2 separate regions of the Homo sapiens genome follow, and region 1 is linked to region 2. The links are chromatin contacts, found by Hi-C or POLR2A ChIA-PET in ENCODE. All regions are on one chromosome and are shown on one strand. The core of a region is the stretch at or near the end of the contact, and the rest is flanking DNA. Distances in the headings are between cores, read along the strand shown. Region 1 overlaps KDM4B (lysine demethylase 4B). Region 2 overlaps KDM4B (lysine demethylase 4B).

Region 1 (2,700 bases), core at 121-2,620, 44 kb before region 2:
ACACGCGCTGCCCAAAGCTAGTGACAGCAGAGGGAGGGGTGGCTGCCGGGTGGCTGCTGGGTCCTGCGGAATCCCCCAGAGGAGGAGGGTGCGTCAGCATCACGGCCCCTACTCGGCCCCCAGTGAGCATGGAGCAGACCCTGGCGGCCTCAGGAGGATGCAAGGAGGAGCTGAGCAGCTCTTCCAAGCTGCAGATGACGGGTGCAACGTGGATCTTTGCACACTCCAGGCAAGCTCATCCCTAATCTCCCCCTGCTAGCGATCTCGCCTAAGGAAGGAAGGAATTCAAAGATGTCCTTTGCTTTTGTACTGAAAGACAAGTACGCTTGCACGCGCGCGCACACACACACACACACAATGACTCTAACCAAACCGTTCAACCATCGTGGACAGACTAAATAAACGACACACAACAGGGAGGTGTGCGCTGGCAAGATGCGGTCTACAGGACGCTTTCAATGACAGAAACGTCCTCAGGATGTGTCTGTTACCTGAAGAAACACAAAATGCACGGTCATGAATATAGCAAGAGCCCAATTATGGGCAGAGCTCTCTCAAGACAGGGAAATGTATCAAAACAATAACTGTGGTTCTTTCAATTGTAGGAGTAAACACTTCTGCGCTACTTATTTCTCTAAATCTCTTTATTGAGAAGGCATATCCTCTAAGGTGGGCCCATGGGCCACATCTGGCCTGCCACTTGTTTTTGTGAATAAAGTTTTATTGGCACATAGCCAGGCCCATTCATTTATGTATCATCCACAGCTGTGTTCACGCTACAAGGGCAGGGCTGAACATTCAAGATGGGGAATGCACGGCCTGTAAAGCTGCAAACAGTCACTATCAGGTCCTTTACAATAAGTTTGGGCTGGCTCAAATGGTGGCTCACACCTGTAATCCCAGCACTTTGGGAGGCTGAGGCAGGAGGATCGCTTGAGGCCAGGAGTTCAAAACCACCCTGGGCAATATAGCAAGACGCTGTCTCCACAAAAATTTATTTTTAAAATTAGGTGAGTGTGGTGGTGCACGCCTACTGTCTTAGCTACTTGGGAGGCTGAGGTGGGAGGATCACCTGAGCCCAGGCGGTCAAGGCTGCAGTGAGCTGTGATCATGCCACAGCACTCCAGCCCGGGCGACAGACTGAGACCCTGTCTCAAAAGAAAAAGCTTGCTGAAGCCTGACTTAAGTCATGAAGTAACTTTTCTAGTGTAACTCGCAGTGTAACAGCATCGGGGTGAACACCACGTCCCACAGACCAGCTTCAGCACACTCTGGGAGCAATCGCAGGTGTGTCTGTTGCAGACATGGGCAGCAGTCCCAGTTTGTACTGAGCGTGGCAGCTGCGCGCGCCCCACTACCGGCTTCCGGGCCTCTGACTGCCCCTGCCGGGAAGCAGTCCGGCTCCAGGCATGGAGAGTCCTGGCCTCCTGCTCTGCCCCGCTCTGGGTCCTGTGCCCTCTGCACCATCAGCCCAAGCCAGCCATGTACTGTGGGCACGCTGCCCCCAGAACTCAGGGGCAGCTCAGGGAGCGGGGCCATTTGCACCTCAGCCTCATGGGGACCTGGATCCTGCTGCCCGGACGGAGCCCAGGGGGTGCGACTCTCCCGGCCTCACCACCTGACCCAGCTCCAAACTCCCGGAGCCCATGGACTTTGCACATTCCGGCTGGGATGGCCCCAGTTATCTTAATGAGCCCAGACACTCATACATGGGAGAAAACAGCAATTCAGGTCCCTGAAATGACAACTTTGGGACCTGGAGTCAGGCTCTGGTTCTCCCGGGTTTGCTGAGACCTGCCCAGGGTCTGGGGAAGAGAAGAGGCACGGCCTGAGGAGTGAGGTCTTCTGTTTCTAATTTTTGGGGGGTGTGAGGGTGTCCATTTTCTCACTGACATCAGTTCCAATACGCTCCACCTAAAAGCAGTCCTATTTTGGAAGCTCCCGAGGGACACACATGAGGTCTGAATCCTGGAAGTGGCGTTCCCAGACAAAACCCCCTTCCAAGACAGAGCATCCCTGTGCCTGCTCTTTGCCGGGTTCAGAACTGTCTGGCTCACAATTGAAAGCATGTTTTAAGGACCTTTAATTTCCCAAGATTTTAGTTGCTGGAAAAAAAAAAAAAAGGTACTGATCTTAGATTAGGTTCTGCAATTGTGGCCATAAAAACCCAGAGCAAAACGGTTTCCAACTTTTAGCTCAAAAAGAGTCACGTCTCCCATGTCTGAACTATTATAGGCTCTGAATTAATGAGTCTGAATTAATGTAGTTTTACCGTGCAACGCTGGGCCCTGCCCTGAAGCAGCTCACAGTGTAACTGGGAGACAAAATAAGCACATATGAGAAGCCAGGGGACCCGGGAGCAGAAAGGGGCAGGTGCCCAGGAGCTGTGCTGGCACGCCTGCTCGTCCTGCTGCTGCCGGGGTGGAGGGGCACCAGCTGGAGCGAGCTCCTCTGCTTCTCGGGGTCCTGCCAGCGGGACTCATTGGCCAGGGATTCGGCCAGCCTCCCTGCCACCCACCCAGCAGCCACAGGACACTTTTTCCCAGATAAAAAGGGGAGGGCCAGACTGCAGGCAGCCGTGGGGAGGGCCCCTCCTTCTGCTCCTCACCCACCCCATGATGTGCGGGTGGCCAAGCCTCAGGAGCTCGGAAGCTACTCAGAAGGTGGCTGGCCTGCCCTGGTTCTACAGGAGGTGGCCGT
Region 2 (2,700 bases), core at 74-2,573:
TCACAGGAGAAACGGGAGTCCCAGAGCAGGTGCAGGCCCCATGGGGAAGGCTCCAGCCCTGGCATTCTGCGGGGCCAGCCCTGCTCCCCCAGATGCCACCGCTGCAGAAATGGAGCCCAGCCTGGGCTGCACGGCTCCTCCCAAGGCAATGACAGAACTCCTCCAATATCTGATGGAAAGCTACCCTATTTCTTTCTTCTGTTTTTTTTTGTTGTTGTTTTTTGTTGTTGTTTTTTGTTTTTTTTTTTTAAGAGACAGGGTCTTTGCTGCAGCCTCAAATTCCCAGGCTCAAGCAATACTCCCTCCTCAGCCTCCCATGTAGCTAAAAGATGACAGGTGTGCGCCCTACACCCAGCTGATTTTTTCTTCTTTTTTTGTAGAGATGGAGTCTTGCAATGTTGCCCAGGCTGTTCTCGAGCTCCAGTGGCTGGCTCAAGCAATCCTCTGGCCTCAGCTGCCCAAAGCTCTGGAATTACAGGCATGAGCCAACCTGCCTGTTTCTACTGGAAAAATCTTCTTTCATGGAGCCTCATCCTGGGGAAAGGCCACCTCCCTCATTTGTCCCCAGCACAGGGGCTCCTTTATGTGGCAGATACTAATACTTGCTTGGGAGATAGGATCTGCCAGGGAGCAGGGTGGCTTGTTCCCAGGAAACAGCCTTATTGAGCTGCAGTGGCTTTATCTTTAATGGATCGTTTTACGGGACAAGAGATGATGGAATTTGGTATCTTAAACCAGTGGTGACAATGATTTCAAATAATGACCTTTTATTGAGACACACAGGAGACCAGCAGAGTCCTGGGAGCCTCGGCTCAGGGAAGATGGGGAGCCTGGGATGGGGAGAGCCGCCCACAGGAATGCCCGACAAAGCGGAGCAGCAGGCGGAGGAGACAGAGCTCTCGGCTCTCGCAGGGCCAGCCAGAAGACCCCATTCCTGGCACGGTGGCCATGGGTGGCCCGCCCTGCTCTCCTGGGCCACGAGGTGTCGTCACACTGGCCCTCCGGAACCGGGGCTGGGTCAGCACCCTGAGGATCCGTGCGAACTTCATACACCGCCAGCCCACTTTAATTAGGAGCAGACTCGCCGAGGCAAGCCATGTCACGCCTGCAATTAAAGGCCAGATTGGAGGCATCTGATCCCCAGCCCTGATTTATTTTAGGCCCACAAATTACTTTTATTATATGACAAGGCCAAAAACGCAAAGTCATGTGCGAGTTGTTTGCCATGTTTTTCCCTCAGCCTCGCCAGGAAAGCTGTGAGAGTGCCCGTCACAGGGGAGGGTGCGCAGGGCAGGTGCCCAGTGACACAGCGGCGGCTGTCAGGTTCGGACACAGTGCCAGGGACACAGGGCCACTGACACACAGCAACCTCCCTCACGTGCCTGCCGTCAAACCGGCCTGAATTTCTGCTCATCAACAACCAGGAGGCAGCCCCCACCATGCCTGGACCCACGGCCCTCCTCCAGCATTATTCGACCTCAGTGGGGACCCCTTGCCGTTTATTCTGTTAAAAGGCACAGGATGGTTTAAAAAGGAGAGAACAACGACAGTCTCCTAAGAGCACAGAGGGTCTGAAGAGACAGGGACTGCAGCTGGAGAACAATCATGGCTCCCTTTTTTTTTTTTTTTTTTTTTTTTTTTTTTGGAGACAGAGTCTTCCTCCGTCACCCAGGCTGGATGGGACAATCTTGGCTCACTGCAACCTCCACCTCCCGGGTTCACGCCATTCTCCTGTCTCAGCCTCCCGAGTAGCTGGGACTACAGGCACCCACCACAACACCCGGCTAATTTTTGTATTTTTAATAGAGACGGGGTTTCACCACATTAGCCAGGCTGGTCTCAAACTCCGACCTCAGGTGATCCGCCCACCTTGGCCTCCCAAAGTGCTGGGATTACAGGCGTGAGCCACCATGCCCGGCCCATGGCTCCCTTTTGTCCAGAGCAGTGAGGGATCACCCGGCCAAGATCAGCTCCCACATGAGCCCAGCCCCGTGGGGCCTCAACACGGGCCCAAGGAGGTGCTGGCCTGGCAGCAGCTCTGAGGCCCTGGAAGGCTGTGGGGAGGAGGCAGCAGAGAATTCGAGAAGCTGCTCCAGCACCAGGCTCTGCAGAAGGCCAGCTGGGCACCAGGGCTGATGTGCCCGTGGTGGGAGTGAGCCACACGCAGGCATCCCGGAGAGGCAGTGGGGCGTGAGGCCCTGGTGGGAGTCTGAGTCTCTGTGTGCAGAACGTCGTCTGGATACCTGCAGGCTGTGGAGGCTCCCATCTATTAAAATGCTCTGATGCCTCTATGCTTACATTTATTTCATCACCGGCACCCACAGACACACAGCACCCACTGAGCCTCATGAGGAAACACGGTGACCGCCAGGCCCCTGGTGACCGAGATGGCCTGGAGCGTCCTAAATGGCGCGTGTAATGATGGGACTAGCTTTGGAGAGCACGGGAGTTGAACTGTCTCACACACAGGCCGATGGCCATGAGGCTACGCGCTCCTGTTCCTATGACCTAAGTCTCAGCCTGTGCCCACCACGGGCAGAGGCCGCAGGATGCTGGGTCCCTCCCTGGGCCTCGGGGACCCGGGCTGGGCTCTGGAGCTCCGGGAGGGTTTGGCTCACACACGGGTTAAGTCTGCTTGGCTCGCAATCAGGTCAGGGAGAACAAGCGGCCCGAGCCCTCGGCGGGAGGCTGCTGAATGAG

What was found. A loop is a pair of places that touch in the nucleus more often than their neighbours do. ChIA-PET counts read pairs that join two places held with the same protein, here RNA polymerase II (POLR2A). Pooled maps may share reads with other maps.
Region 1: a map of heart right ventricle shows a loop between it and region 2 (2.4-fold over the local background). The contact joins two enhancer-like sites. A Hi-C loop is called at or near these places in 4 of 168 maps with a recorded cell type or tissue (DLD1, heart right ventricle, lower leg skin and 1 more) and 3 of 50 pooled maps. POLR2A ChIA-PET finds 5 or more read pairs at or near these places in 3 of 52 experiments (MCF 10A, OCI-LY7 and WTC11).

What each region holds. Positions count from the first base shown.
Region 1 is chr19:5,103,906-5,106,605 of GRCh38, reverse strand. The region is part of intron 9 of KDM4B (lysine demethylase 4B); the gene reads right to left. Among named protein-coding and RNA genes, the nearest start is that of PTPRS-AS1, 72 kb to the left of the region's middle. Within about 2 kb of position 1,370, at least 9 of the 41 ENCODE cell types and tissues checked have a DNase peak (open chromatin) inside an H3K27ac peak, as active enhancers do.
Region 2 is chr19:5,059,378-5,062,077 of GRCh38, reverse strand. All of the region lies in intron 6 of KDM4B (lysine demethylase 4B), which reads right to left. Among named protein-coding and RNA genes, the nearest start is that of KDM4B, 92 kb to the right of the region's middle. Within about 2 kb of position 1,323, at least 7 of the 41 ENCODE cell types and tissues checked have a DNase peak (open chromatin) inside an H3K27ac peak, as active enhancers do.